6 separate regions of the Homo sapiens genome follow, and all the other regions are linked to region 1. Evidence: chromatin contacts called from ENCODE Hi-C or POLR2A ChIA-PET data. All regions are on one chromosome and are shown on one strand. The core of a region is the stretch at or near the end of the contact, and the rest is flanking DNA. Distances in the headings are between cores, read along the strand shown.

Region 1 (4,956 bases), core at 866-3,365:
TTCTGCGAGCCACAGATGACTTGCGCCATCTCCTTTACTGTGCTGAGTAGCGACAGATGGCAGAAGGAGAGTTGGGCAAAACCAAGTCTCGTCTCCCCACCATTAACAAGCTGTGTGACCTTAGGCCAGGCACTTAACCTCTCTGGGTCTCAATTTCCATGCTTTTATAAGGCTGAGGAAAGCTCAATTCCCTTCTGGCTCTAAAATCCCTCTTCACCCCTTCTCACATGAACTTTTGGAATTGGCCACGGAGGCCAAAAGAAGCCGTGGCTGCATGCTGGTCTAGACTGAACAACAGACACCCCAGCAGGCAAAGCCTCGTGCAACATGCCAGGGTGTTCCTGAAATCGTAGAGGTAAATCAGCTGATTGAAAACTATATCATAAAAGTTATGGAAGTCTCACTCTGTCGCCCAGGCTGGAGTGCAGTGGCCCGATCTCAGCTCACTGCAACCTCCACCTCCTGGGTTCCAGCTATTCTCCTGCCTCAGCCTCCCCAGTAGCTGGCATTACGGGAGCATGCCACCACGCCCAGCGAATTTTATATTTTCAATAGAGACAGGGTTTCACCATGTTACCCAAGCTGATCTCGAACTCCTGACCTCAGGTGATCCGCCCACCTCAGCCTCCTAAAGTGCTGCACCTGGCCCCTTTAATCTGTTTCTTAACTTGATTTTCCACAGGTGGATTTAATAAGCTTCAGAGTCAGCTGATCTAGGTTGGAACCCTGGTTCCTGGAAAAATTACTCTCTCAACTTCAGTTTCCTTATCTGTAAAATGGTGTTAGTGCCTACCTTGAAACTTTGTTAGGGAAGCTAGCAGGAATTTATGTCGAGTGAAGCAGAGTACGTTAAACATGAGGTGCTCGCCTCATATCAGCTTTTTTGCACGATCCTCAAAGCAAAACACATGTTCATGTGTACTTGCCTTTTTCTCTGTGGTCTCTTTTAGGTCCTCCAGGACAGGGACAATATTTTTATTCTTGGTAAACCCTATAGTGCTTTGCACAACACTTAGTAGAATAAGTGAATTCATCAATGAACGAAATTACTCTTTCGTTTTTCCCTAAGGTTCTGGTCTCTTTTAGGTCCTCCAGGATAGGGACAATTGTCATTCTTGGTAAACCGAGAATAAAACTTTTCTCTCTGATCTCTTTTAGGTCCTCCATGATAGAGACAATTTTTATTCTTGGTAAACCCTATAGTGCTCTGCACAATACTTAGTAGAATAAATGAATTCATCAACGAACGAAATTACTCTTTCGTTTTTCCCTAAGGTTCTGCCTTCCAGAGTTCACACCATCTCACACTTCATTGTTTCTCCCTTCCTCACAGCCAACATCTCTTCCGGGTGGTAGGTTTAAGTCAGTCTCCGGTCGCCGTTTTTGCAAGTCTTAGAGACTGGCCCTTTTAAAAGAGGATTCCTGACATTTGCATCTTGTGTCAGAACACATGCATTTGCATACGTTGGAGAACCTTGAGGCTCCAGACAGCCTGAAGTTAGAAAGTGCTCAGAAGAGCAAGGCAAGCCTCCCCCAGGAGGGTAGGAAGTGGTAGGCACTTACAGTTAGTGCCAGCCAACTCCTTAATGTCCCAGCCAAATTCCTGGGATGGCCAGTCCCAGGAAACCACATGTTTTTATGCTCAAGCTTGTAAAACATTGTCGTAAGTAAATCAAATTTTTGTCCTGCCCTCTCTGCTTACCAGACCAAGAGCAGTGATTATGAATGGCAAGTGGCAAGAAACGGGGTGGAGAAAAACATCACCAGTGAAGACGGAAATGTGTCTGAGAGGTAGGACGGGGGTGTCTGCTTTCTCAGGGAAGCTCCAGCTTCTGTTCCACCTCCTGGGAACCTGCCTGTGTGTCCTAATGTCCACCTAGCCCGGATGAGACTGGACAATCAAATTCATGCTCCTCCCGCTCTCCCTCACTTTACCTGTGGGGGTGTCAAAGCCAGAGAGTGAAGCCATTAAATCAGTGCAACCAGAAAATTCATGAGCTCAGAGAGGGCGGGTTGCCTGGTAGAATTAGTAAACTTCATGAGGTGAGAACCACATTTCCGTTCAGCTCAGTGTTCGCGGTGCGAGACAATGCCTCGCCCACTCGAAGTGTTTGTTGAGGGAGTGGATGCATAGATGCAGGAATAAACCAGTGAACGAACACATCGCAGCCGGCAGTAAACTCAGCAAGCCCTTCAGGTTCCCTTTCAAGGCGCTAAGACTACCCGTTTTGCAGCCTGGGCTACTTAGGGGTAACAGGTGAGAAAATATCTGTTGAAGTTTCCAGGACAGTGGAGAGGGCAATGCGTGGGCAGGTCCCAGGAGAAAAAAAAGGCTGCAGGTGGGGTGGAGCCAGCCGTGCAGGAAGCAAGTGGGAGAGAAGTAGGAGGTGGGTGCAGCTGAGCGCCCGGGGAAGCCCCTGCAGGAAGGGACGTTGGTCAGGCAGGAGGAAGGAGGAGGAAAGAGCACATCACATCTGTGGTGCCCAGGTGGCCACCCAGAGCCCACTACGCCACATAGGCTGTCATTTAATTCCTTCAAGAGCCCTGTGATTTCAGTATTATTATCTCCATTTTATGTCGGAGAAAACTGAGGCTCAGAAATAGTAAGAAACACAACCAAGGTCAAGAAGCTGGAAAGTGGAATAGCGTTGGGAATTCAACCAAGGTTTCGCCAATTTCAAAGCCAATATTCTTTCCATCCTCCTAGCACTGTCTCCTGGGAAAAATTAATGTGAGGGATACGTATCACATTGATACACATCATCCAATGATACCCTGCCTCCACCCTGCCGCCAGCCACCCAGCCCCATCAGTCCCCAAGTCCCGTTGACTTGTTTTTTCTAAGTTTGACTGGGACCCAAACCCTTCTTTCCATCCCTGGCTGGGCTGCTGCCTCAGCCCATTCCTCCATCACCTGTCACGTGGACCACAGCGGTCCTCTCCTGACAGGCCAGCCACCCTGCTTGCATCTCACATGGCACATCCACAACCACAGTGTTCTTTCTGGAGTGCAAAATGGAATGTTTTTCTCCTGCTCTAGGATGAGGCCCAGATCCCCTAGGTCCTGGCCTGGCTGACCAGCCCAGTAGCATCTCTCTCAATTGGATGGTGATCCCCAAAAAGATATGTCCACACCTAACAACCGGACCCTCTGAATGTGACCTCATTTGGAAAAAGGGTCTTTGCAGATGCCATTAAGTTAAAGATCTTGTGATGAGGAGATCATCCTAGATTACCCAGGTGAGCCCTAAATCCAATGACAAGTGTCCTTTAAGAGGCAGAGAGAGACCTGGTGCGGTGGCTCTCACCTGAAATCCTAGCACTCTGGGAGGCCGAGGCGGGAGGATCACTTGAGGTCGGGAGTTCGAAACCAGACTGGCCAACATGGTGAAACCCCGTCTCTACTAAAAATACAAAAATGAGCCGGGTATGATGGTGGGTGCCTGTAATTCCAGCTACTCGGGAGGCTGAGGCAGGAGAATTGCTTGAACCCAGGAGGCAGAGGCTACAGTGAGCCGAGATCGTGTCACTGCACTCCAGCCTGGGTGATTGAGTGAGACTCCATCACAAAAAAAAAAAAAAAAAAAAAGAGGCAGAAGAGAAGACACAGAGAGTAGAAGACCACGTGAAGATAGAAGCAGAGATTGGAGTGGTGCAGCCACCAGGAACGCCTGGAGCCACCGGCCACTGGAACTTCAGGGACAAGGGAGGATTCCCGCATGGAGCTTCTGGCGGGAGCATGGCTCTGGCAACCCCTTAATTTTGGGCTTCTTGCTTCCAGAACAATGAGAGAATAAAGGACTGTTGTTAGAAGGCACCCAGTTGCTGGTGATTTGTTTGGCAGCCCTGGGAAACTGATACACCTTTCCCATCGTGCTCTAGCCAGACCCACTGGACTGAGAAAGATCTGACAGTTTCCTCAGATTTGCCCAGTTCTCTGTCTGGTCCTTCGCACATGCTAACTCTCTGCCCAAAACACTGTTCCACCCGCTTATTTACAGGCTGACTCCTCTTCCCCTGCCACTTTCTGAAGAATCTTCTCTGGCACATCAGCCAGGTTGGACTCCACTTACAGCGCGACCCCTCTTTCGGTGCACTTCACTTTTATAACACTCATGATACTTTATGGTCATTTTTGGTTTCATTGTTTCATTGGCTGGTAAGTAAGTTCCATGACGGCAGGAACTGCTGTATCCCCAGGCCCAAGTGTGCAGTAGCCACTTCGTCAACATTTTCCCTCTACCTTAGTTCCATTTCCACCTCTGGCAAGCTTCCCCCATTATGTGAGGAAAGCCCATTTTCAGCTGGAAATACAGGAGCGAACCCATGAAAATGGGGTGAGGAGGGCAAACAGAGAATGAAAGAACTTAGTGTCATCTTCAGCCCTGTGCCCAGTCACCCCCAAGGCCAGCGCTGCTCCTGGGCTTCCTAGCCGTGTGAGTTAATAAAGTCTATTCTTTCTTCACACTAGTCTGTGTCTGTTTTCGGTCACTGAAAACAGTGACTGAAAGGATCCTAGCAGAGACGATGCTTCCACTGCTTGAAAGGTACCAACTCACACGTCCCCATGGCCTTTCTAAGAGAGAGTTGCTGAAATCCCTATGTTAGTGAGGAACTGGGGTTCAAGGGACCCTGTCATGTGCCCAAGCTCTCACCATCGTGAAGTGGGCAAGCCTGGATCTGCACCCCATCCACGCAGCAGGCAGGCAGGAAGATCAACAAAGGCCTGAAGAGAGGCAGCAGCCCAATGTCAGGCCCGAAAGCCCTCCAAATACAAATCACAAGAATTGGAGTGCAGGCCAGGCACAGTGGCTCACATCTGCAATCCCAGCACTTTGGGAGGTCGAGGCGGGTAGATCATGAGGTCAGGAGTTCAAGACCAGCCTGACCAACATGGTGAAACCCCATCTCTACTAAAAATACAAAAATTAGCCGGGCGTGGTGGCACGCACCTGT
Region 2 (4,956 bases), core at 925-3,424, 240 kb before region 1:
CTTCATGCCGTAATCACTTTCTGGTAATATCCTATTTATGGTTGTACTTGGAAGGTGCTACAGTTATCACCCTATTTTCTGAATAAGGAATAATGACGCTTTTAAATAGAAAGATTGAGGCCGGGCACGGTGGCTAATGCCTGTAATCCCAGCACTTTGGGAGGCCTAAGCGGGCAGATCACTTGATGTCAGGAGTTCAAGACCAGCCTGGCCAACATGGCAAAACCCCATCTCTACTAAAAATACTAGCCAGATGTGGTGGTGGATACCTGTAATCCCAGCTACTCAGGAGGCTGAGGCAGGAGTGTCACTTGAACCCAGAAGGCGGAGGTTGCAGTGAGCTGAGATGGCGCTGCTGCACTCCAGCCTGAGAAACAGAGCGAGACTCCATCTCAAAAAAATTAAAATAAATAAATAAATAATAAATAAAAAGGTTGAATATCCTCTCCTAAATGTAGACTGGGCCATCAGAAAATACACTTTCCATAATCATGGAGTCATAGAAGAGCATGTTAGACACAAATTTTTTTCTAATTTTTTAAATTTTTTTGAGACAGAGTCTCACCTCAGGCCTCACCCAGGCTGGGGTGCAGCAGTGGCGTGATCTCAGCTAACTGCAACCTCCGCCTTCCAGGTTTAAGTGATTCTCCTGCTTCAGCCTCCCGAGTAGCTGGGATTACAGGCACACACCACCACATCAGGCTAATTTTTGTATTTTTAGTAGAAATGGGTTTTCACCATGTTAGCCAGGCTGATGGACGCTACCTTATAATCAGCTGGTCCATCCCCCTGTGTTTTAGAGACAGAAACCAAGGAAACAGCAGTGACTTGCCAAGGTCACAGAACTTGTTCTTCTGAATTAGATTCTATATTCAATGCATTGAAAGTTTGTGATCAAAAGTCAGAGTGAAGTAGGGATTTGCAAATAATAAAAACTGAGGTGCAAGAGCTTTTTTTAAAATAACGCTTTTTTTTTTAAAGAGACAGGGTCTCACTCTGTTGCCCAGGCTAGAGTGCAGTGGCACGATCACAGCTTACTGCAGCCTCCAATTCCTGGCCACAAGTGATCCTCCAGTCTCAGCCTCCTCAGCATGTACCATCATGCCTGGCTAATTTTTATTTTATTTTATTTTTGAGATAGGGTCTTGCTCTGTGTCTCAGGCTGGAGTGCAGTGGTGTGATCTTGGCTCACTGCAGCCTTGACCTTCCCGGCTCGAGTGATCCTCCCACCTCAGCCTCCCAAGTAGCTGGGACTAGAGGCATGCACCACTATGCCAAGCTGATTTTTGTATTATTATTTTTTTTAGAGGTGGGGGTCTCACTATGTTGCCCAGGCTGGTCTTGAGCTCCTGGGCTCAAACAGTCCACCTGCCTCAGCCTCCCAAAGTGCTGGGACTACAGGCATGAGCCACTGTGCCCCACCTCACGTTTTATTTTTAGTTTTTTGTAGAGACGGGGTTTTGTTGCTCAGTCTGGTCTGGAACTCCTGGCCAGCCTCAAGCAATCCTCCCACCTCAGCCTCCCAAAGCACTGGGAATACAGGCATAAACCACTGCTTATGGTCAAAAATAACACTTTCATGTATAATTTTCTCATTAGAAATTTGTCAAATCACACCTAGAACTGAGAACACCACCGAGCCTCTTCAGGGACTTAGAAATCAGGGAAACCCCTGATGTGTGTGAATATACATTGGCCTGCGTCCTGGCCGGGGAAGGCAAGTTTAAGTTTTCAGAGGATTTGTAGGTTGGATGTCATGATTGCCTTCCTCAGGGCTGTCATTTCTTAATGTCTTTTATATTCTTCTTCTCATCTCCCTTCTGCACTGAGTCAGGGCCTCTCTCATGGAGCAACAGTCTTCCCACAGAGAGTAAAGTCATCACAGTGGAGGCTTGCTCAACCTTTACAAATTCTAAAACCACAGGCCAACATTAACTTCCTCCATTTCTCACCGGAAATCAACATGGCCACCACCATCGTGCCTCATCCTGCTCCTCTTGGACTGTAAATCATGGCTTGTTCATTGTAAGCCGTCAATTGCATGTTGTTTCAGTTGTCTGCCAACTCAATTCTATCAGTGTGTTTTGACTGATAGAATTTTGTAAACTCCCTTTTACATTTATTTGTATTTGACGAGATGGTTTGATTTTGTTGAGCTGTCTTCCTCTTTGTTATCCCTCCTATCACAGTTCTTGGAGCTCACTACCCCTTTTCAGATTGTCATGGGCAGGCAAATTGCTGGTCCCCTCGCCTTGCAAGGTCCTTTGCATAACCACACAGTTTTCACTTGAAAAGACAATAGAGTTGCCAGATAAAATACAGGCCCCTGCAAGATCTGGAACACACTCTGCACGATGCCATGCAGTATTTGGGATATACTTATGCCAAAACTTGTTCATTATTTATGTGAAATTCAAGTTTAATTTGAATTAAATATTGGCACCCGTATTTTTATTTGTTAAATTTTTATTTGTTAAATATTTGTTAAACTTTTATTTGATATACTTATGCCAAAACTTGTTCATTATTTATGTGAAATTCAAGTTTAATTTGAATTAAATATTGGCACCTGTATTTTTATTTGTTAAATCTTGCCACCCTCAAGTACAAACGCCTCTGTACCTCAGAGGCATAAGAATGTGCAAATGGGATTCATGCAACTCACAACCTAGACCTCCCTCTCTTTTCTATCTTCAAAAACCAATGTTCTTTTACTGTTAAGAACCTTGGGAGAGAGGGAAATCACAAGGTAGTCTTAAGCAGATTACTACACTCTTGTAGTGATAACATTTAATTAAAAAATTGATTTATTTTTCTTCTGACTTAAAAGCAAAATGAAACAAAACAAAACAAAACCCCAAACCACAAACTCAGGCCTCCTCTCTGGGCTTCCCTGCACACAGGCTGATGTTAACTGCACTGAGCACCCTGGGAACATCAGTCCAACTGCAGGCACTGGAATCGCTGTAGACCATGACGGACAATGGCTCCCATACACACAGTATTCCAGTCTTGGGAGTGAAAATGGCCCCGTGCAGCCTCACGGCCCATGGGTTTAGGCTGAACTTTGAGACCATTTCTTTTTATTCACACCTGGGATGGCCTAGCCCAACTGAAACCAAGCAACCTGGACGCCCTATCAGTGGCTGTGAAATCATAGGCCAAATTCCTCTGTGGCAAAGACTTCCTGTAAAAAATACCGTTAAGGCCTAGCCAGGTCCGAAATGAATAAATGAATAATCATTGATTATTGATCAATGCTTTTTAATCAGTGCCCTCTGTGAAAAGGAACTATCCCTCCCCACAAAACTCTTTTATGAATAGAACCAGAATGGTTGAAGGGTGGTTTCATTCTTTTTTTTAAGAGATGGGGTCTTGCTGTGTTGCCCAGGCTAGTCTTAAACTCCTGGCCTCACGTGATCCTCCTGCCTCAGCCTCGGCCACTGAGCCTGGCTCATTCACTTTTTACCTACTTTTGGAACCTCAAATGGTAACTAACTTACCAAGTGATTGGCATAGCTACCAAGGTGAAATGTTAAATTTAATGCAGTGTCACATCGTTCTTCCAGATTCGTGGTGAGTAGGATTATCCAACAATCCCTCTCATGTATTTCTTTCTTTTTTTTTTTTTTTTTTGAGATGGAGTCTCGCTCTGTTGCCCAGGCTGGAGTGCAGTGGCACGATCTCGGCTCACTGCAAGCTCCGCCTCCTGGGTTCACACCATTCTCCTGCCTCAGCCTCCCGAGTAGCTGGGACTACAGGCACCCGCCACCACGCCCGGCTAATTTTTTGTATTTTTCATAGAGACGGGATTTCACCGTGTTAGCCAGGATGGTCTCGATCTCCTGACCTCGTGATCCACCCACCTCGGCCTCCCAAAGTACTGAGATTACAGGCGTGAGCCACCGTGCCTGGCCCCTCTCAAGTATTTCTAACCAAAATGATCAACCTTCTGTACCCTGAACTTACAGATTCTGTTCTAAAGTCAGTGTGAGAATTATTCCATCTAGGTTAGTACATTTGTCTCTAGAAAAACGACCCATGGGGAGACAGTGTTCCCCATGCCATTCCTTGCCTTTTGGGCCCACCACAAATCCTGATATTTAAGGCCCTTAAGTTAAATAATTCTGCCATGAAGCATGAAATGTAAGTACAGCTTAAATAATCATAAAAGAGAGACTATATGTCCAAGCAGGCAGCATGCACCTTGATGGGTGATGAGTACGTTAAGATAAATCATGCCCAGATTGCAAGGTGTGGGAGGCGTAGTGCACCATCCAGATTGCCCGGCAAATCTGAGGGACTCTGGGAGTGCTGCTGGCTGACAGCCTTCAGCTGTCTGTCCTCTCCAGAAATTGCTCTTGGCTGCAGAGATCCTCTTGCTTAAGGTCATGTCCTCTTGTGAGGGCAGTCGGTATCCGATGACTGTTCATTGCAGAGGTATAAGGGCTCGGACCCCGTGCCCCAACTCATGACAACTCTGAAGGCCCATGGGGTCAGCTGAGGTCACCCTTTCTCCTGGGGTGTTAATCCCAAGAGCACTCTAGCAGGCGTCCTGCATGCTAACTTCCATCTCAGAGCCTGTTTCCCCAGGAAGCAACCTGTAACTGGTGATATCAAGGATATTTCAACATGGCCTGCTGCAGTGGCTCACACCTGCAATTCCAACACTTTGGGAGGCTGAGGCAGGAGGAGGGCTTGAGCCCAGGAGTTTGAGACCAGCCTGGGCAACATAGGGAGACCCTGCCTCTGCAGATAATTTTAAAAACTTAATTTCAAAAGTAATATTCCAAGAAAGCAGATGCTAAGATGGGATTCTGCAGCTGAGTCACCTGTGTTTCTGGTTGGCAATGAGGACTTCATAACCGCTGGTAGATGAGGCACAGCCTAGCCCTAGGAAAAGGCAGCAGTGCAATTGTTAAAACTTCTGCCAGTAGTGAATTTGGATGGCAAATG
Region 3 (4,956 bases), core at 838-3,337, 220 kb before region 1:
TCTTGGCTCACTGCAAACTCCGCCTCTCGGGTTCAAGCAATTCTCCTGCCTCAGCCTCCTGAGTAGTTGGGATTACAGGTGCCCACCAACATGCCCAGCTAATTTTTGTACTTTTAATAGAGACGGGGTTTCACCATGTTGGTCAGGCTGGTCTCGAACTCCTGACCTCAGGCGATCCACCGGCCTCGGCCTCCCAAAGTGCTGGGATTACAGGCAGGAGCCACCGCGCCTGGCCTCCCTAGACTTTTATGAAGTGGAACTCTGCCCAGTGCTGTAGGAAGCAACGGGAATCTGCAGTCAGGCAAGCCTGGGATTTTAAATCCTAGTTTTCTACTTTCTAGCTGTGTGTCCTTGGGCAGATTATTCTTTGAGCATCTATTTCATCCCCTTTAACACACGCGTAACAAGGTAAACCTCACAGGGTTGCAGCAAGTGTCAAGTCAGTGAGCGAAGAAGCTCTTCCTTTCCTATGAAAGTCAGGATGACCGATCTTGGGCTGCTTTTAAATTCCCATTCCTCCAGAAGCAAAGGTCCAGTGCAGATTTGGCAAAGACTCCGAGAAATGACCTTGTTTTTCTATACTGAGAAACTTTCTTAGGAAAACAGTAGATATTAGGGAGAAGGTGAAGCCAAGGGCAAGAGAAAATGCAGCATAAACTTCCCATGACTGAGTGAGCTGCAGAAAACTGATAAGGAATATAGTTTACCCCTTTTTTGAAAGAAGAAACAAATAACTTCGTATTACAGGAATTCCATACTTCAGTGTGTAATTAAGTGGATTCTGGCAGAAAGAATCTGGGATTCTGGAGTCTAATCCTTATTCTGAAAACCGCTTCATTTCAATTTCTAGTTTTCCTTGCTTGTTAATGCCTAGGTTGTGTTGTAAATCACAGGATCTTTAGGGAAAATAAAAAAGTACTGGAAAAACCTGGGCAGGCTAACAGGGCAGGCTCTGACTGCCATTGTCACCTGTGACACCCTGTCTCTAGTCTGGGAACACATTCTCTCTCTCTCTTTTTTTTTTTTTTTGAGATGGAGTCTCGCTGTCGCCCAGGCTGGAGTGCAGTGGCACAATCTCAGCTCACTGCAACCTCCACTTCCCGGGTTCAAGCAATTCTCCAGCCTCAGCCTCCTGAGTAGCTGGGACTACAGGTGCCCAACACCACGCCCGGCTAATTTTTGTATTTTTGGTAGAGACGGGGTTTCACCATGTTGGCCAGTCTGGTCTTGAATTTTTGGCCTCAGGTGATCTGCCCACCTCAGCCTCCCAAAGTGCTGGGAGTACAGGTGTGAGCCACCGTGCTAGGGACACATTCTCTTTCCTGTGTGGTGGTTTTCACTTGAAGCAAGAACCAGTTATCCCCCTTCTCCTGAGAAATGACAAGCCTGTATTTTGGCAAATATGTTGGTTTGCAAATCTGTTGCAAAACAGATTTCGGTGGTGGTGGTGGTGGGGTGGGCGCTCCCCAGCCCATCCTGGGAGGTTTTATTACAAAAATAACTAATTCAAGGACCTCCTTGTGGCTGGGCGCGCTGGCTCACGCCTGTAATCTCAGCACTTTGGGAGGCTGAGGCGGGCGGATCACGATGTCAGGAGATGGAGACCATCCTGGCTAACACGGTGAAAACACGTCTCTACTAAAAATACAAAAAATTAGCCAGGCGTGGTGGCGGGCGCCTGTAGTCCCAGCTACTCGGGAGGCTGAGGCAGGAGAATGGCGTGAACCCGGGAGGCGGAGCTTGCAGTGAGCCGAGGTCGCGCCCCTGCACTCCAGCCTGGGCCACAGAGCAAGACTCCGTCTCAAAAAGAAAAAAAAAAAAAAAAGAACCTCCTTGTAAGTCAGCCTCTCCCAAAGGAGGACATGGAGGGCCAGGCTAGTCCTAGAGTCTCTAGCAGGGCCACTTCCCTGAAGTTTTGTTCCTTGCTGGCTTAGCCCAAATAAACAGACCACTCTTCCTGTAGCGCTAAAAAGTCACTCGATGGCTTTCTGTTTCAGATTTGGTTTCAGAAGGGTTTTGTCAGCTTTCTGTAAACTGCGTCTGTAATTGAGGCCGGCCGCCTCCAGGTGGCACCAGTGTGCCGTCCCACGCTGAGTCTGCTCTGAGAATCAAGACGTTTCACTACCGCCCAATTCATTTGAGGAACTACTGCCAAGATGCATCTTCCTAACGATTTCTCTGCCCAGAGCCCTTCAGAGGCTTCCTGTTGTCTGCTAGATAAAGCCAAGCTATCAGTGCTCTCAGCCTGAGAGCAAGCTGAGATGCAGTCTTGTCTGAGTCTGCAGGGTGGTGGGAGAAGAGGCATGGGGCTTTTTGGTTGCAGTAGAGGGAGGAGATTGTTTGAGAAATGGGGGGAAAGAACTGAAACAACCAAAACAATGAGAGTGAAAAGGAACCACGACACCAGTGTCATGGACTTGTGTCTCTGCAGAGAAGCAGGGCATGTCGAAACTGCAAGCTTTTCGTTTCTCTCTCTCTCTCTCTCTCTGTCTCCTTTTTTGGAGTCTCGCTCTTGTTGCCCAGGCTGGAGTGCAGTGGTGCGAGCTCACCTCAATGCAACCTCCGCCTCCCGGCTTCAAACAATTCTCCTGCCTCAGCCTCCCGAGTAGCTGGGATTATAGGCGCCCGCCACCATGCCCGGCTAATTTTGTATTTTTAGCAGAGACAGGGTTTCACCATGTTGGTCAGGCTGGTCTCGAACTCCTGACCTCAGGTGATCCACCCGCCTCGGCCTCCCAAAGTTCTGGGATTACAGGTGTGAGCCACCACGCCCAGCCTAAAACTGCAAGCTTTTCACACAAGACCCAGGACTTACATTTTTTAGTGCTCACTAACACAAGTAATAAAATGTGACACAGAGGGAGGGAGGGAGGAGAGGGGCTTTCTCCTCTACCTTTACAAGAAACACAGTGAAACCGCTTTGCAAAAATTAGGTCAGTGAGAGAACTATGGCAGTGAGGGAGATCTGATCTAGCCAACCCTCATCTTGCCTTTAGCCTTCAAGTTGCCATTAATTGTTAATATTTCTGGGTGTAGGCCAAGCTAACTTTGAGAGTTAAATGATAATAGCCCTTTCCCCAAAGTCAGCTGCTTTTGTAAAAGTAATGAGAGACCACCAGGCTAGCAGGGTAGAGGAGCCTGAATTCTGCTAAGGTGTAGACATAAATGATTGCCAACCATTATTCTGCAGGTCATAAGATTTGCAACCTCCCAGATTACTCCTGCAGATAATATCACCGTTATAGAGCCTAAGATTGGCCTTTGGGATATCTTTTCAGTCTTTTTTTTTGATGTCTGACACTCATGCCTCCACCTAGACCCACTGACCCCTCCTGTGGCCCCACCCACAAAGGACTCAGGCACAGGAGGACCATTTCCCACACCCCTATGATTGCACCCCCAGCCAATCAGCAGCAAGCACCCATTGCCCAGACACCTCCATCCCTTCTCCCAAACTACCCTTCAAAAACTCCTAACCTCTGAGCCTTCAGTGAGGTCGATTTGAGTGATAACTCCATCTCCCATGTGGCATGACTGACCTCGAGTCAATTAAACTCTTTTTATTTTTTTGAGACGGAGTGTTGCTGTGTCACCAGGCTGGAGTGCAGTGGGGCGATCTCAGCTCACTGCAACCTCCACTTCCAAACAATTACTCTATCTCAGCCTCCCGAGCAGCTGGAACTACAGGTGCGCACCACCACACCTGGCTAATTTTTGTATTTTAGTAGAGACTTGGTTTCACCATGTTGGCCAAGATGGTCTCGATCTCCTGACCTTGTGATCTGCAATGCTGTGGTCTCTGTGAATGGATTTTGTTTGTGTAGTGGGCAGGAAGCACCCATCGGGTGGTTATAACAGCATGACTCTAGGCTTGCCACACAGCTGTGACGGTGGCACACAGCAGCCCTCAAATGGCTTCACAAGCAAAAAACAACAGAGGGGCCCAGGGCCAAGGAACGTGAGAGAACTCTTTATGAGCTTAAACGACAAAACCCAAGATCCCCGAAACACTTGGAGAGGATTTTGCAAAGTTAGATCTCCTCTATCAAGGATGTTGGGATAAGAGTCAATGAAATAGAATTTTGGTGGCTGCTGGGGGCCCATCAGCACCTACTAGCTGGAGAGCCAGAGTGGCATGTATTTCATCTTCCCGGGAGGTTTTATTACTGACATTACTCCAGAACCTCCTTATAAATTGGCCTCTCCTGGACACTTGCTCTTTTAGGATTAAAAAACAACTTTGTTATTATTCTCTTTCTACCACTGCCTTCAAATAAAGCTATTTTTCTCCATTCCTGGACAATCTCTTGGACGAGGGCTACAACTCAGTCAGGCACAAAAGTACCAAGCTTTTGAATATTGGAATCGCCTCACTTTTCAATCTAAGGACAGAGCTTCAGTCTTTCAGCCAGTTCATTGCTGCTTTTGCAGCCGTATCTTCTATCACTTTTTTTATTTTTATTTTTTCAAGTGAACACTTAATTTTCCATCCATTTCTTTTCTTCTTTCTCTCTCTCTCTTTTTTAAAATTAATTAATTAATTAATTTTTTTTGAGGCAGTCTCACTCTGTCACCCAGGATGGAGTACAGTGGTGCAATCTCAGCTCACTGCAACCTCCACCTCCTGGGTTCAAGCGATTCTCATGCCTTAGCATCCTGAAGAGCTGGGATCACAGAAACATGCCACTGCACCCGGCTAACTTTTGTATTATTATTATCATTATTATTATTATTATTTTGGTAGAGGCAGGGTTTCATCACGTTAGCCAGGCTGGTCTCGAACTCCTGACCTCAAGTGATCCACCCACCTTGGCCTCCCAAAGTGCTGAGATTACAAGCATGAGCCACCGTGCACGGCCTCCATCCACTTCTGAGAGTGACATTGCAGTGTTTGAGCCAAGATTCCAGTCTTTGGGCCTACATATACTATCTTCCCCTTCCTGCTCCCAGTCCTCA
Region 4 (4,956 bases), core at 1,708-4,207, 200 kb before region 1:
GAAGACATCCAGTCAGTCTAGCAGTGGACTCTGACACTCTCCCCCTCTGGCCTTCTGGAATCTTTTAGCCTCGTGGCTGGCACTCAAACCCAGATGTCTGAGTTTCCAAGGCTGGTGTTTTTCCATGTATTACAGAAAACTCCAAGAGATGTCTGCAGTATTATTGTGGCCATCACCAGTTCCGCTCTTGTTAGACAGTGGGTGCTTCAGGTCAGATTTGGCCATCATACCTTTAATTCCCACTCTCATTTGGCTCATGTTAAGTGTTTAAAAAGAACATGAAAAACCTCTAAAGAAAACCTCACCTTCTCGCACCTTCCTGAAGGAAAACCCAGACTGCTCTCTCTCCCTCACTGCTATCTCTCTCTCTGTCTGCTATCCCTCTCTGTCTGCTGTCTCTCCCTTACTGCTATCTCTCTCTGACTGCTATCTCTCTCTCTGACTGCTATCTCTCTCTTTGCCTGCTATCTCTCCCTCACTGCTCTCTCTCTCCCTGACTGCTATCTCTCTCTGACTGCTCTCTTTCTCCCTGACTGCTATCTCTCTCTTTGCCTGCTATCTCTCCCTCACTGCTATCTCTCTCTTTGCCTGCTATCTCTCCCTCACTGCTCTCTCCCTCACTGCTATCTCTCTCCCTCACTGCTATCTCTCCCTGACTGCTATCTCTCCCTGACTGCTATCTCTCTCTCTGACTGCTATCTCTTCCTGACTGCTATCTCTCTCCCTCACTGCTATCTCTCTCCCTCACTGCTATCTCTCTCCCTCACTGCTATCTCTCTCCCTCACTGCTATCTCTCCCTGACTGCTATTTCTCCCTCACTGCTATCTCTCCCTCACTGTTATCTCTCTCCCTCACTGCTATCTCTCTCCCTCACTGCTATCTCTCTCCCTCACTGCTATCTCTCCCTGACTGCTATTTCTCCCTCACTGCTATCTCTCCCTCACTGTTATCTCTCTCCCTCACTGCTATCTCTCTCCCTCACTGCTATCTCTCTCCCTCACTGCTATCACTCTCCCTCACTGCTATCTCTCTCCCTCACTGCTATCTCTCTCCCTCACTGCTATCTCTCCCTCACTGCTATCTCTCTGTCTGCTATCTCTCTCCCTCACTGCTATCTCTCTCCCTCACTGCTGTCTCTCCCTCACTGCTATCTCTCTCTCTGTCTGCTATCTCTCTCCCTCACTGCTATCTCTCTCTTTGTCTGCTATCTCTCTCCCTCACTGCTATCTCTCTCTCTGTCTGCTATCTCTCTCCCTCACTGCTATCTCTCCCTGACTGCTATCTCTCTCCCTCACTGCTATCTCTCTCCCTCACTGCTATCTCTCTCTCTGTCTGCTATCTCTCCCTCACTGCTATCTCTCTCCCTCACTGCTATCTCTCTCTCTGACTGCTATCTCTCCCTCACTGCTATCTCTCCCTCACTGCTATCTCTCCCTGACTGCTATCTCTCCCCGACTGCTATCTCTCCCTGTCTGTTATCTCTGTCGGACTGCTATCTCTCTCCCTGACTGCTATGTCTCCCCGACTGCTATCTCTCCCCATCTGCTATCTATCTCTGACTATCTCTCCCTGTCTGCTATCTCTCCCTGTCTGCTATCTCTCTCTGTCTGCTCTCTCTCTCTCTGACTGCTATCTCTCTCCCTGACTGCTATCTCTCTCCCTGTCTGCTCTCTCTCCCTGACTGCTATCTCTCTCCCTGACTGCTATCTCTCCCTGACTGCTATCTCTCCCTGACTGCTATCTCTCTCCCCGTCTGCTCTCTCTCCCTGACTGCTATCTCTCTCCCAGTGTGGAAGAGAGGAAGAACCTCCTATTTTCAGACATGGCCTGTGGAGAAGAAAGCCCCAGGTTGCATCCACAGGGTGGTGTCTCTGGAAGATTCTGGGATAACCCTGTAAGAGTTTGGTGGAAGAGGCCGGGTGCAATGGCTCACGCCTGTAATCCCAGCACTTTGGGAGGCCAAGACAGGTGGATTGCTTGAGGTCAGGAGTTCGAGACCAGCCTGGCCAACATGATGAAACCCCATCTCTACCAAAAATACAAAAGTTAGCTGGGCATGGTGGTGTGCACTTATAATCCCAGCTACTCGGGAGGCTGAGGCAGGAGAATCACTTGAACCTGAGAGGCGGAGGTTGCAGTGATCTGGGAGCCCACCACTGCCCTCCAGCCTGAGTGACAGAGCAAGACTCAGTATTAAAAAAAATAAAAAGAGTTAGGTGGGAGGAATGAGTGCCTTCTCTGATTCAGGCGTTCTGGCATGTCACCTCTAGGGGATTGAAGGGGGACCCTCATTCTGTAGGACAGAGGGATAACCTTTCACCTCCATCCCCCAGATGTGCCCCAGGATCTCCTGTAGACACAGCCTACCTCCCCCTCCTATAATCCTCACCAGCGAGCACACTTGGGGTGCTGGTGACTCATCCTGGATCCTAAGGGAGGCTTCCTGAGGATGGGCCTAGTGAACCAAACTTGGAGACAGAAGGTGAGTATGGAGACAGCGGAGCCCAGCCCGGAGGGAAGATGGCCTGGACATGAGTCATCCGTCCTCATCATTCGCCCAAGGATTCGATGTTCCTTTGGCTGGCATCTATTTTCTCTTTGCAAAACTATTGATCCTGCTGCCAAATGTACCCTAAGCCTACCTTATGCATCAGTGAGATGAATGATAAATTCAGTAACCTGAGGACACAGTAACGAGAGGGCACAGAGGACAGTGACTTGGACTTTCATCAGTAGACTTAACACTGGTTGGGCCACGGCCCGAGCAGGACTGAAATTTAGCAGGAGATGAGGACAGTAACATTTGGGTTTGTTCACCAAGCCCCCAGCTTGGCACCAGAAATTTTTGGCTTTCTGCAAACAGCTGCACAGAAGCAGTGGCCAAACCCAGCTAGTGTGTGATGAGTCATCTTGCGTCAGCATCGTGCAGCACAGACATCCTATGAGGGCTCCTTTAGCTGCTGTGTCTGGTTTGGGCTTTTTCCAAAAGACGAGGGAGCCAAATACCTAAGCCCCCACACTAATGAGCACTTTGCGATTCCATGTAAGCAAAGTTATTTCACCTCCCAAGACGCATCTACACTCCTCATTATTCATTGGCTGGCCCCGTGAAGCAAGGCCGAAGAAACTGACTTGACTTAAATCAGAAAAATGAAAACGGAGAGGACTTGGCAGTATGTATCTTTAGGAAAGCATGAGACAGTGTAAAGTCCTTCTCTTTATTCTGAGGCCAGGGCTTTAGACTATAGTAAGGTTAGTCATTGAAACCGATTTCAAGTTTCTAAAGTTTTACCAAGTATGATGATAGAAACTACTTCTCTAGGGATTTTTAATATATTCATGTGCATATGATTTTAAAGTGGACAAGGCACTCTTCATATGCATGATCTTATGTAAACACTACAAAACTCCAAGAATCAAACATTTATTATGACCTCCATTTTACAGATGAGAAAACAGGTTCCTAAAAATGAAATTATTTGCTCAGGGATGATGTCACAAATCACTGACAGAGCTTAAACGCAGGAACCAACATTCTGACTCCAAATCCCATTGATGTTTTCCCCAAACGATACAAGAAATGTCTTAAATGAAAGTCCATGTGAATATTTTGAAGAACCCTTCCAACGTCTTACCTAGACTGTTTTGTGATGCTGAGAAATTGATCTACACGTGTGCATCCCTCACATGGCCACAAGATGGCAGGGTAGCCTCGATGATTGAGAAATTGGCTTCATTCCTTGCACCAGTAGAGGGCTGTAGTTCCATGTTTCAAAAAGTAAGACATGGAAAAAAAAAAAAAAAAAAAAGAAAAGAAAAGAAAAGAAAAACAAAACAAAACAAAACAAAACCCATCAGTGTCTACATTGATGAAATAGGATGGTGGGAGGTTTGTTTTTCTTTTTGCCTTTTCTTTTTTAAATTAGGCAGTGAGAGTTCAAACAAACAAGTCTCCATTTTCACCTCTGTGTTTGCTTTTGGAGGCACGAGGTCAGGACTTGGGCCAGCCGCCTAGCCTACATTATTCATCTGTCCAGTTCCAGCCCTGGAACAAATGTGAAGAAATGAAGTAGCTTCAGTGGAGGGAAAACAGTGTTGTTATTGTTGCTGGTGACAGTTCTATTTGCCAACAAACATAAAAACATACTTTGGAACCCAAATGGGCTTGTCAGAGGGAACTTTTGTTCCATGTTTGGGCTGGGATGCTTCCAGATAGAAATCAGGCTGGCATTTGAACTTCAGGAGGCAGGGAGAGAGCTGTGCACAGCAGCTACTGACCCGAAAGGCCAGGCCATCAGCTGCAGTTTTCATCTGGGTGTCGTTTGACCACAGCCCACGCGGCTCCGGGTTGCCAACTGGGGTCACTGCCCTGAATGGGTATTATGGGGGAGGAGAGCAGGGCAGGCAGGCCAGGAGGATGGGCTTGCCACAAAAGGGGATTAACAGGCTTTGGATTCTGAGTTTTTGGAAGGTGGTTCTCACTTTGGGGCTTTGGGATGGTGAAAGCGGTCGTGATTCTGGGGGATTTATTTGCTGTAAGGTCTCAATTATCCCAAGACTGTTGGCAGCACCTTGGAGATCCCTTTGCTACATGGATTAATTACTCCAGGGATAAAGCCATCCTCGCTGTGTCTGCTGGTGAGTGTTTAGGGTCCGCGAACTCATGTAAATGCCAGTCTAAGGAAGCATAATTCAGAAGGCCAATCTGCCCATCCCCTGCTACTGTTACATAATTCAAGGTGAAGGTCCCAACCACAGCTGTCCGGGGGCTGCCTCCTCCCTCGCAGATGGAAGAAGCTTGCTTGATGGACTGGACTTACACTAATACGCTATCTATTTGGAAAGAAGAGATGGCGATAAATTACTACCATGGTGAATATCATTAAAATGCCGCAGAACCAAAAGCACTGTGTGAATGTTAACTCCAGGCACCTCGCATAGCCACTCCACAAAGC
Region 5 (4,956 bases), core at 1,135-3,634, 160 kb after region 1:
TGGCAAAACCCCGTCTCTACTAAAAATACAAAAATTAGCTAGGTGTGGTGACACCACCTGTAATCCAGCTACTGGGGAGGCCGAGGCATGAGAATCACTTGAGCCCCTGAGGTGGAGGTTGCAGTGAGCCGAGATCACACCACTGCACTCCAGCCTGGGCGACAGAGTAAGACTCTGCCTCAAAAAAACACTGATGAGAAAAAAGAATCACTTCCCCACCAGGGCCGCCGTCTGTGTGAGTTTGCATATTCTTCCCATGTCTATATGAGTCTTCTCCAGGTACTCGGTTTTCTCCCACATCCCAAAGATTGCGTGCATGTTAGATAAATTGGTGTATCTACAATATCCCAGTGTGAGTGTGGCTGTGTGTGTGAGTGCACCCTGCAATGGGATGGCATCCCATCCAGGGTCCAGGGAGGGTTCCCAGCTGCTGCCCTGAACAACCAAGAGGGACTCTGGCCACCCTCAATCCTGAACTGGAATAATCAGGTAAATAATTCTTACTTGTTTTTATTAATCTTTCTTAAGTGTGTCTATAGCTCACATTTATTTCAATATTTAATATTAGAAGGGCGTTGAGTCTTTATTTAGAATTTTGGTAATGTTTTTGTGACCACAAATATGCCATAAGAACTTGCTTGTTTATATCATTTAGCCTATGGTAAATATTTTTGTTATACTTCGTTTCACTTAAAGTTGCAGTTTCCAAGAGCTATCGACCACGTTCAGACTTAACTGTACTGTAACGTGTGTTTTTTCTCCATTGATTCCTACTAGGGTAATAAAATTGTCAACCTAAGGGAACAAATAAATTCTAGAAGTAAAGGCTTTCTACACAGTTGTTGCAGGAATACCAACCATAGGCTCTGGAGACGAATGGTTTAACAACTCACCATTGGCCAAATAAGGTCTCACCCCTGCTGTATTTGCACATGCTGTTCCATTAGCCCTAAACCATTCCTCTCACACCACTGTCGCTCATGCTTTCAATGGGACCAAAGGCTCAGCTGACCACCATAGAGTCAGCGAAGTCGCTTGTTAAATACAGGTTCCCTGCCCTACCTTCGAAGATTCTATTATAACTCGGTAGAGGAGGGGGGGGGGGGCAGAGAATATGAATTTTTGTCCCCTCCCTAAGTTCCTTCCAAAGCACCAGCAAACTGAGAACCAGCGCTAACACCCTCTCCAAATACCACTTTCTCTGGAAAACTCACCCAATCCTCTCAGCCTCCTCTCTGTTCTCCTAAACATCATATACTTGTAACCTGACTTTGGCACTCAGCACACCCAACCATGTACTTCCCTGCCTTTCCTCATCCTCTCCCTCATGAACCCCTCAAAAGCAGATCCATCCGCTTCCTCTTCCAATTCCAAGCACAAGGCTCAGAATCTTTGAACCCTTCACACATGGTTGTGGACTGAATCAGTAAATAAACAACTTAGGAAAAACACGTTCACTATTTCTTGAAGATAAACAGGTTTAGTTGGGGGCTGGTCCTTTGGAACTCAGGTGTGTCTGTTGGAACCCTCTAATGTTGCTCCTTTCGGGTGGGCTCTGTCTCCAGGAGCAGATCACCTCCCTGCGGCCCCACGGGGATAGCCCTTCTTCTGTGAGCTCTGACTTCAGGCTCCACTCCAGGATGCTTTCGCTTTCCTTTGACTAGGAGTGGAGTTAAAACAGTATTAAACTTTAACAACAGACGTTTAATTGCACAAATTGCAGCCTTGAGAGTCCAGGTTCTGAAAAGCATCGAATTTGAATGAAAGAGAAACATGTGTGATTTGGGGGAGAATTCTGAGTACATTTTAATAGGGTTCTACCAATTAATTTATCTCCTGGCTTCCACAAACACCATAATAAACTTGTCATTTTCTGAGAATTAACTCTTCGATTAGACGTGTCTGGACAATTGCATATTAACAATCTTCTGAACTCGTCGCCATAATGGGAGGACAAAGTGGATGAATGCAGAAAGAAGAAACAAAACAGGGGCCGGCAGCGTTGGGGCGCTCTTCTGCGGCGCGCTACAGCCGCGCTGCTGTGAGGGGACTGAATAAATGGGAGGCAACGCTGCCTCTTCCAAAAAACCGAGAAAGCAACCGGAGGACGTAGCCGCTCAGGAATGCCTGCGTCGTGATGCTTATTGACCGACGCAGAGCTTAAGTCTCGCTGCCTACGCGTTCACAATATAAACAGGAAGGATTAGGGTGACCCCACGTCCCCAAAGACTGAAGCAGTCCGAGGAAAGCTCTGGTTACCTTGCATCCTGAGCAGCCTGCCCCTTGATGACAGATGTCCCAGATTCGGGCATTCTTTTGTGGCTCATGGGAAAGCACGGCTAATCCGTGCGAGCCCGCGCGCTCGCCCCTCGGCTGCATTCAGCTCGCTCGCACAATGCGCTGGCGGAGCTCCCCGGCCTCGGGGGCCCGCGGGACGCCGGCTCCCCCCACCCCCAGCCCCGACCTCGCCGCTGGGCTTGGCGTCACCTCCACGTGCGTGCGCGCCTCGAGGTTCTCGGTGCAGAAGCGGGTGGGCGTGGGCGTGCGGGGAGAGTGAGAAGGAAAAGTGCTGGCTGCATGGAGAAAAGGGAAAAGCAAGACGGATCAGGCTGCTGTTTTTCTTCCCACCTGTTCTTGCTCGCTTCTCTGTTCTACCCAGGCTCTCCCCCACTTTTTAAGCCCTCCCTTCCCCGCCCTTCTCTCCTTTTCCATTCTCTTCGCACTTTTCAATGCACCAGGCTATAACAGCCTTGCAGGGAGTGGCTGAATTGTAAAGACTCTGTGAAGTAGGTACATTTTGCAGATGAGGAAACTGAGGCACACACGAGCCCAGGGGGCACTGGATGTGGAACCAGGCCTCCAGAGCGCGCTTTCTCCACCACTAAGCTGCAAGTTGCTGATGTCCCTAGCAAGGACTTCCCTGTTACCTGCACTGCCACCCTGCCGTAAACACATCTATGTTTCCATCTCAGCGGCCTCATTTAGCGAGAGCAACGAGTTCACACGCCAGTCAAATGGAGAAGACGTGGAAGAGACGGTTTCGTTTATCAGAGCATTTTCCACCAGCAAACCTGGCCCGGGTGGAAGTTCTCTTGCTTCAGTAAGGATGCAGGTTCAATGAGCGCTCTCACCTCCACCAGCTCCACTTTCCCCTCAAGGAACTGAGGAAGAATCCCTACCTCTGAGAAGGGGGTTTAAAAGCCAAGGTGTGAAAAACAGGGATGAAAGAGGGGGTTATTAACAGATGACAAATGATCTCCTTGGTATTCTGGAAAATACCGGAAGTAATATGCTGCATACCTGGGAATAACGTAATAATTCTGAAAACAACAAGGCAGGAAACAAAATCCGGAAAGTTCAGGGAGATTTGTAAAGATTTTAGAGCATGAGTCAGAAAACTGTGTTGAATATGTTGGAGCAGGGAGAGGGGGACGTTTCAATTTCATTACAGATTAAAGAAATGAAACAGCACAGAGATATCAGATTTCACCTATGAAACAGGGAGTGGAGGTAAGATCTAATGATGTAGAATGTGCCATGTCATATATTGCTGGTGGGAGTGCACTTAAGAGATGATTTGGAAATACTTATCAAATGCCTCAAAATATGTGTATTTTTGACCCAATAGTTCTATTTATGGAGTTTTATCCTAAGATCATAATTTACAATATGCCAGATAACTTGGATAGAAGAAGGGTCAATGTGCTGTTCTTAATACCTAAAGAATGGAAACAGATCCACATGCCCATCAATAGGGAACTGTTTAGAAATGTTACAGTAATCCACACAAACGAAAACTGTTGGCGACATATTGGTAACAGAAAGAAAGCAAATTTGCATATCACAGTACCTTTTTTGAAAAAAAAAGTATAAGGAAATATGTCTGGAAGAGCGTGTAAAATGTTAGCTGTGCTTAAAGGCTGTGAATGAGTTTTATGTTGTCCTGTGTTTCCATATTTTCCAATGTATCACCAATGAATACCTATTATATGAGTAATAAAGAAAATTGAAATATTGATTTTTGAGGAAAAAACAAATTTCTCTTTCTCCTTAATAATTGATGAGAGCAGCTTCTGACTCAAAGGCAGGACAAGTCCTCCAAGGAGGCGAGAATACTCATCCTGCTATGTGACTTTCATCATGGAATGAGAATCTTGCCACATGGGTGTCAGGTACCCATGCATAAGCATGTCCTTCAGTCAACAACAGAGAGTCCACGGGTCTTAGGTTCACACTGGGGAATTTAACTGAAAAGTGCTGTTATCCCATGCTTGGCCAATGCCTATCCAAGAGAAGTGATATTCACAGAGGACAGTCCAGGCGGTTTGCTGACCACTTGATCCTGCAGGTGTGCTTAGCACGTCTTTACTGCACAGTGGTAAGATCATTAGCTCTGCACAAACCTCATTCAACGAGCACTCCACAGAAATGCCTTTCCTGGGTTATGCTTTTATGTTTTACCCTTGACTTCCTTCTGGGTTTGAAATGAAGAGACCTTTTCTAATGGGTGCAGCACACCAACATGGCACATGTATACATATGTAACTAGCCTGCACGTTGTGCACATGTACCCTAAAACTTAAAGTATAATAAAAAAAAGACTTCAAAAAAAAAGAAAAAGAAAAACACCTTTTCTATAAATCCCTTGCTGCAGAGGTTTTGAATGTTGTACACTGTCTCTGTGTGTTGACCCTGCTGATAAAATCCCCCCAGAGCAGTGATGTTTAAACCGAGCTCCCAGAAGCTGCTGTGGGGGCTGAGGGACCAAGGTCCTTTTCCACCAGAGGACTCTACCTTTACTTGTTCTATCGCAGATGCCAAATACATGGCAACCACAGAGCTGCTTAGGAAAGACACAATCTGATACCACCTTGATCAGAGCTAGTTTGGGATGCTTTAAAAGAGGGAAAAGAAATTCAACACAGATTTAAGTCACTGCTTCTGGAGGTATGACCT
Region 6 (4,956 bases), core at 1,298-3,797, 140 kb before region 1:
GCTAATTTTTGTATTTTTAGTAGAGACGGGGTTTCACCACGTTGGCCAGGCTGGTCTTGAACTCCTGGCCTCAAGTGACCTGCCCACCTCGGCCTCCCAAAGTGCTGGGATTACAGGAGTGAGCCACCAAGCATGGCCCTCCCTCAAACTTTGAATGTCTTATCCACTGTCTTCACTTTCTCTTTCCTGCTTTTTTGTTCTTGACACTCCATTTGTGTCTCTGGAGGACTGGCTAAGTATTAGATAACTATTAAATGACAAATAATAATGACATTTAATAAATATTAAATGTTAAATGTGCAATGTGCTTCTTTGTTAATTAAGCTAAAACAGAGGAATACAAAAGTTTCCATCTATGTGAGGGTCACCCTCATCTCAACTTCTGGTTCTTTCCTGAAGGAAGTCTATGAAAAATCAAGATTCCCCATTCATTATAATGCCCCATAGAAACGGATTATTCTTCTGATGAAAAGGGGGAAAGGATCAATGGTAAACAAAGAACGCTAAAAAGGAGATTGGGAGCAGAATAGCTTAGAGGTTCCAAAGATGACTTGCAGAACCCACGCACAGGGCTTTGAGTGCTAACTCTGACACATTGTTGGGGGACCTTGGGCAAGTCCCTTAAACCATCAGAACCTCAGCTTTCTCATTTGTGAAATGGGAACAATAATACTGAGACTACCGGGAAGGCAACACGAGGTAATGTGGAATGCTCCATAGTTCGCAAGAGCTCAGGAAATGTGGGCTCCATTTCCCTCCTCCTTTTCCCCTCTTAAAGTCTTGATATTTTTCAGCTGTGTACGAACAACACTGGGATGGGCTTTGGCAGATCGTTTAAGGCAAGTTGACTGCCCAGAAGAATTTGTTCCAATCCTAAGGCCTCTCCATATTAATAGGACTGATTGTGTCAAAGCTGATGGAGTCTTTGGTTCCTGGCCAGGGTGCAGAAGCATGAGGGCCTCTTTCATGCTTATGAATGACTGGGTTTGGTGAGCTTCTTTGATGAGCTTCTTTGTCCATATTCAAGGGAATGGGGTCAGTGTCCCTTCCCTAGAAACACTGCACCCACATCTTTGCCCCTTAAAGGGCTGCTTTGTTGTGTCTGCTGTTGTTTTATCTAAACTTTCTTTAAATTGACCTCCTTTCTCTGCAGTATATGCTAAAATAATTGGCCCCTGACCAAATATTTCTGAAAGGAGCCCTAATGCTTTTGGTTAAATGCCAAATAAACAAGTCTCCTGCTGGGGGAGGGTCCTCTTCTGACAGACCCAAAGCCTTGCAGAGCATGAGGCATTGACCACTGTCCTCTCCGCAGATGGAGAGACTCCCCAGGGTCTGTCCGCCTGAGAATAGAGCCTACCCTTCTGTGTGGTGGCACCATCTCCCCACTCTTTGTCTGTCTGCCCTGCAAGGCGTCCCTGTCCTCTGGCTCAGCTACTGTTCCAGGATCAACAAACATGTTGACTTACAGTAAGTCCTCTTGGCTCCCCCATCCCCTGCTCCCTCCCATTGCCCAGAACCATGACATGGAATTAAAATGTGGCCGAACACCCAATGAAGCTATTATGATTTGAACCCAATGAGTATGACCTGACACTCCACGAGGCTGGTTGGGTTTCAGTGGCTAAAACTGCCCAGCGTGCTCAGTTATTTCTTGACACAGATTTCACTCTCTAAAACGGCCTCTCAAAAAAGGATGGTGAGCACTACAATCCCATTTTGAGGATGAATTTGAGAAAGAATGACCTGGAAGAGTACAAATCAAAATGTTAGCATAAGCTGCATCTCCAGCATGGGATTATAGTTTATTTATTTTATTTTATTTCTTAGCTGTATTTTCTAAAATTTCCCTAATAGTCATGTTTCATTCTTGCAATAAAAAAATGAAAAGTTAGGTTTTCAAGTAAATATTGCTAAAACAGTGGCCCACAAATACATCATTTTTTTTCCTGTAGGATGAGCCAAATGCTGACGGTTTTCCTTTTTTTCAGGTATAAATCATTATTTGCTTTGTGTGAGTTGGTGAGTGCTATTTACAAGGCTATTTTAAACTAACAAGCTTATTTTGGAAGGTTATGATAGACTTAGAGGGAATTACAGGATTTGAGTTGGGCAATATCTTGGACGCAGTGCCTGTTATGATGGACAAGAGAAGAAATGACTAAGTGCCTCTTTGGCGGAGACGGAGCCGGAGCAAGCCACTTTAAGTTCCAATGAATTCAAGTAATTACCTTTTTTATATGTCAGTAAAAAACTTCAGCACCCCCTAGAGAGGCTAGGTGTGGATGGTGTCTCTCTTTAACACTTCTTTTCCCAAGACTGGCTAAGGAAGGAATTTGGCTTGATTAGGAACCTTAGTGCTTGCAAGCGTGTGTGTTGAGGTGTTTTTCTGGTGAGTGGTTAACTCATGTTTCAGAACAACAGGGCAGCATTTAGAACATAAAAGAGACACGCAAGATGACTTTCCCGCCAATGGGACGCTCTGGGTTTAGGTAACACTGAACCCTGTGGATGCGCAGAGGTGCTTCCTGACCTGCACTGAAGCCTGCAGAAGGTAGAGGGCGCCATGGGTGGAATTCCCACTTGGCTCCCATATCCGCTGTCAAGTTCCTTAGCTTCCGCTCTGTCCCTGAGTAATGGGAGCAGCTGATCCTGTGTTTCAATGAGTGCTTGCTTTCTGCCTCCAGGGCCCCAGGGAGACCCAGGCCCGCCAGTACCCAGGGCCTGTGTGCGCAGAGTCCGGGTGTTGGAGGCCGCTGCGGAGGGGCTGGCACGGTGGGCTGGGCCGGGAGCCGCAGCGCCCCAGGCGTGGTGTGCCAAGTCTCAGCAGAGCAGACCGGGCTTGACCGACGCTGGCTCCGAGCAGGCCGGGCGAGCCCTCCATTTTGGAAAGGCTCAGGGGATGTTGAAAGGATCTGGCAAGGTTCAGGCCTGCTACAGAGAATCGGTGCTTCTCCACCCGCTTGGATTTGGTGAACACTTCGCAGACACAGGCGGTGATGCCAGCCTTACGAATAAAGAGACTTCCAGAATATCCTGGGGCTCACCTAAGGGAGGGCTGCTGGAGAAGAGTGGCTAGGATGGGAACCTGTGATATTTTCATAGGAAATGAGCGTTTCGTCTGTGCAAACAGTGCACACGAAATCTCCTTTGCGTTACACGTTGGAAATGGTTTTGTGTTCAGAGCCAATGCGGCGGCTTGGGGTCTAGTGTTGGAAAGAATCATAACCCTGATCCTAAAGAGAATGTCAGGTTCTGGGAAGTACAATCAAACATAAAGTTCATTCCAATATCTGGCCCGAGAAGGCAGGCCGGGGGAACATTTCTTTATGTAATAGGGATTCCCATCAAAGTTGTTTATAAGCTGTTTTATGATGCTGTGAGTTGTGATGCAAATCCTGTTCTCTTATTGATTTATGTTATGGGTTTGTGGACTGTCAAAATTACAAAAATAAATCTTAATTTGGGCTATTATAAGTTCAGAATTTGTGATAGCTCAGATGTGAATCTATGAACGTTTATCTTTGTCTATTTAGTTACCTGTTTCTTCTTAGAGAATACAGATTAACAGGACAAAAAAAAAAAAAAAAAAAGCCCCGATGAACAATGTTTAAAATCATTGACGGAAGAAATTGTTTCCAAGCACCCACAAGTAAATAAACACACATGTATTGAACACTGCTGGTCACCACGGGGTGGGGGTGGGGGTAAGGATATAAAGAGAAAGAGGAAGTCTCTGCCCTCAGCATTTAAAACCAACACTAGGTGAGGTGTGGTGGCTCCTGCCTGTATCCCAGCATTTTGGCAGTCCAAGGCAGGAGCATTGCTTGAGGCCAGGAATTCGAGACCAGTCCGGGGAACATAGCCAAATAAAAAAATTAGTCTAGCATGGTGGTGTGTACTTGTAGTCCTAGCTTCTTGGGAGGCTGAGGCTGGAGGATCTCTTGAGCCCAGGAGTTGGGTGTTACAGTGAGCTATGATTGTGTCACTGCACCCTAGTCTGGGTGACAGAGTGAGACCCTGTCTCTAAAAAAAAAAAAGTTAAAATTAAAAAAAAGCAAAAACAAACGCCAAGGGCTCAAATCACTAAGGGCTCAAATAAATTTAATACAAGACAGAGTGCTTTAAATATATCCCTTTCATTCCCAACCTTCTTAAAAGAGGAAATTATGTTTCTTGCTGCCTTCCTGTACCTCACGCTCAAATCTCAAACCGACGAAGCCTGATTTCTTTTAAAAACCTTTTTTTAATTTTCAAAAATTAGTTTTTACTTTTTAGAGATTATTTTTTGGAGACGGAGTTCTCACTATGTTGCCCTGGCTAGGCTCCAACTCCTAGGCACAAGCGATCCTCCCGCCTCAGCCTCCCAAGTAGCTGGGACAACATGCATGTGCCACCATGCCTGGCTTGAAGCCTGATTTCTAATCCTTCCAATCAACTGAAATGCTAAACATTCACTAATCAATAGGCAGTCAGGAGCCTGTCTTCAGTTCTCCTCTTGCTTAAATCTTAGCAGCATTCGATGCTACCGATTGTTTTCGACTTCTTGTTACACTATGATCCCTGGATTCTTTCTCCTGTCTGGTTTCCATCCCAGCTTGTGAATATTCTTTTAGAGGCTCTTACTGACTCTTCTCTCAGTCTTACAATGCCATTGTTTCCCAGGGTTTCATCCTCATGTTTTCTCTTCTCACTCCGGATGCTTTCTCTGAACAAGCTCATAAGCTCCCATTATTTCAACCACAAGTGATATATACCATAACTCAGAAATCTGCTCTTAGCGCTGACCTCCCCACCGACAAGTGTAAGCTTCCTAAAGCTCCTGAGCACTAAGTGGCATACAAAGAGGAAGATTATTATGTTGGCCGTGTGAGGAATGGATTGGACAGAGGTACAGTAGGGAAGGCATGTGGACTAAGAGCCTTTTGGGTCTAGGTGAGGGGTTATGAGGTGCCT

Evidence for each region. Hi-C counts contacts between places; a loop is a spot of excess contacts on that map. ChIA-PET counts read pairs that join two places held with the same protein, here RNA polymerase II (POLR2A). Pooled maps may share reads with other maps.
Region 2: a loop to region 1 is called in a pooled map, with 2.7 times the contacts of the local background. The contact joins two enhancer-like sites. A Hi-C loop is called at or near these places in 1 of 50 pooled maps. POLR2A ChIA-PET finds 5 or more read pairs at or near these places in 3 of 52 experiments (HEK293, activated B cell and activated CD4-positive, alpha-beta T cell).
Region 3: a map of naive thymus-derived CD4-positive, alpha-beta T cell shows a loop between it and region 1 (8-fold over the local background). The contact joins two enhancer-like sites. A Hi-C loop is called at or near these places in 1 of 168 maps with a recorded cell type or tissue (naive thymus-derived CD4-positive, alpha-beta T cell), 1 of 37 single-sample maps with no recorded cell type and 7 of 50 pooled maps. POLR2A ChIA-PET finds 5 or more read pairs at or near these places in 4 of 52 experiments (HEK293, IMR-90, activated B cell and 1 more).
Region 4: a loop to region 1 is called in a map of CD8-positive, alpha-beta T cell, with 9 times the contacts of the local background. The contact joins two enhancer-like sites. A Hi-C loop is called at or near these places in 4 of 168 maps with a recorded cell type or tissue (B cell, CD8-positive, alpha-beta T cell, head of caudate nucleus and 1 more), 1 of 37 single-sample maps with no recorded cell type and 10 of 50 pooled maps. POLR2A ChIA-PET finds 5 or more read pairs at or near these places in 1 of 52 experiments (IMR-90).
Region 5: a loop to region 1 is called in a pooled map, with 2.7 times the contacts of the local background. The contact joins the promoter of LINC02774 here to the enhancer-like site in region 1. A Hi-C loop is called at or near these places in 1 of 168 maps with a recorded cell type or tissue (astrocyte of the cerebellum) and 3 of 50 pooled maps. POLR2A ChIA-PET finds 5 or more read pairs at or near these places in 2 of 52 experiments (K562 and activated T-cell).
Region 6: a loop to region 1 is called in a map of PC-3, with 3 times the contacts of the local background. The contact joins two enhancer-like sites. A Hi-C loop is called at or near these places in 1 of 168 maps with a recorded cell type or tissue (PC-3) and 3 of 50 pooled maps. POLR2A ChIA-PET finds 5 or more read pairs at or near these places in 4 of 52 experiments (AG04449, BJ, activated CD4-positive, alpha-beta T cell and 1 more).

Annotation. Positions count from the first base shown.
Region 1 is chr1:244,072,115-244,077,070 of GRCh38, reverse strand. No RefSeq gene overlaps it. Among named protein-coding and RNA genes, the nearest start is that of ZBTB18, 23 kb to the right of the region's middle. RefSeq lists enhancers at 1-93, 2,206-2,255. Within about 2 kb of position 2,115, at least 4 of the 41 ENCODE cell types and tissues checked have a DNase peak (open chromatin) inside an H3K27ac peak, as active enhancers do.
Region 2 is chr1:244,316,754-244,321,709 of GRCh38, reverse strand. All of the region lies in intron 1 of LOC105373262 (a long non-coding RNA gene), which reads left to right. Among named protein-coding and RNA genes, the nearest start is that of SPMIP3, 33 kb to the left of the region's middle. RefSeq lists an enhancer at 1,769-2,178. Within about 2 kb of position 2,174, at least 9 of the 41 ENCODE cell types and tissues checked have a DNase peak (open chromatin) inside an H3K27ac peak, as active enhancers do.
Region 3 is chr1:244,296,747-244,301,702 of GRCh38, reverse strand. The region is part of intron 1 of LOC105373262 (a long non-coding RNA gene); the gene reads left to right. Among named protein-coding and RNA genes, the nearest start is that of SPMIP3, 53 kb to the left of the region's middle. RefSeq lists an enhancer at 1,912-1,981. Within about 2 kb of position 2,087, at least 30 of the 41 ENCODE cell types and tissues checked have a DNase peak (open chromatin) inside an H3K27ac peak, as active enhancers do.
Region 4 is chr1:244,271,957-244,276,912 of GRCh38, reverse strand. The region is part of intron 1 of LOC105373262 (a long non-coding RNA gene); the gene reads left to right. Among named protein-coding and RNA genes, the nearest start is that of SPMIP3, 78 kb to the left of the region's middle. RefSeq lists a silencer at 3,625-3,851. Within about 2 kb of position 2,957, at least 21 of the 41 ENCODE cell types and tissues checked have a DNase peak (open chromatin) inside an H3K27ac peak, as active enhancers do.
Region 5 is chr1:243,914,830-243,919,785 of GRCh38, reverse strand. LINC02774 (long intergenic non-protein coding RNA 2774) reads right to left here and starts at 2,384. Exons shown (of 12, transcript NR_033883.1): 1 at 2,260-2,384.
Region 6 is chr1:244,208,927-244,213,882 of GRCh38, reverse strand. No RefSeq gene overlaps it. Among named protein-coding and RNA genes, the nearest start is that of SPMIP3, 140 kb to the left of the region's middle. Within about 2 kb of position 2,547, at least 3 of the 41 ENCODE cell types and tissues checked have a DNase peak (open chromatin) inside an H3K27ac peak, as active enhancers do.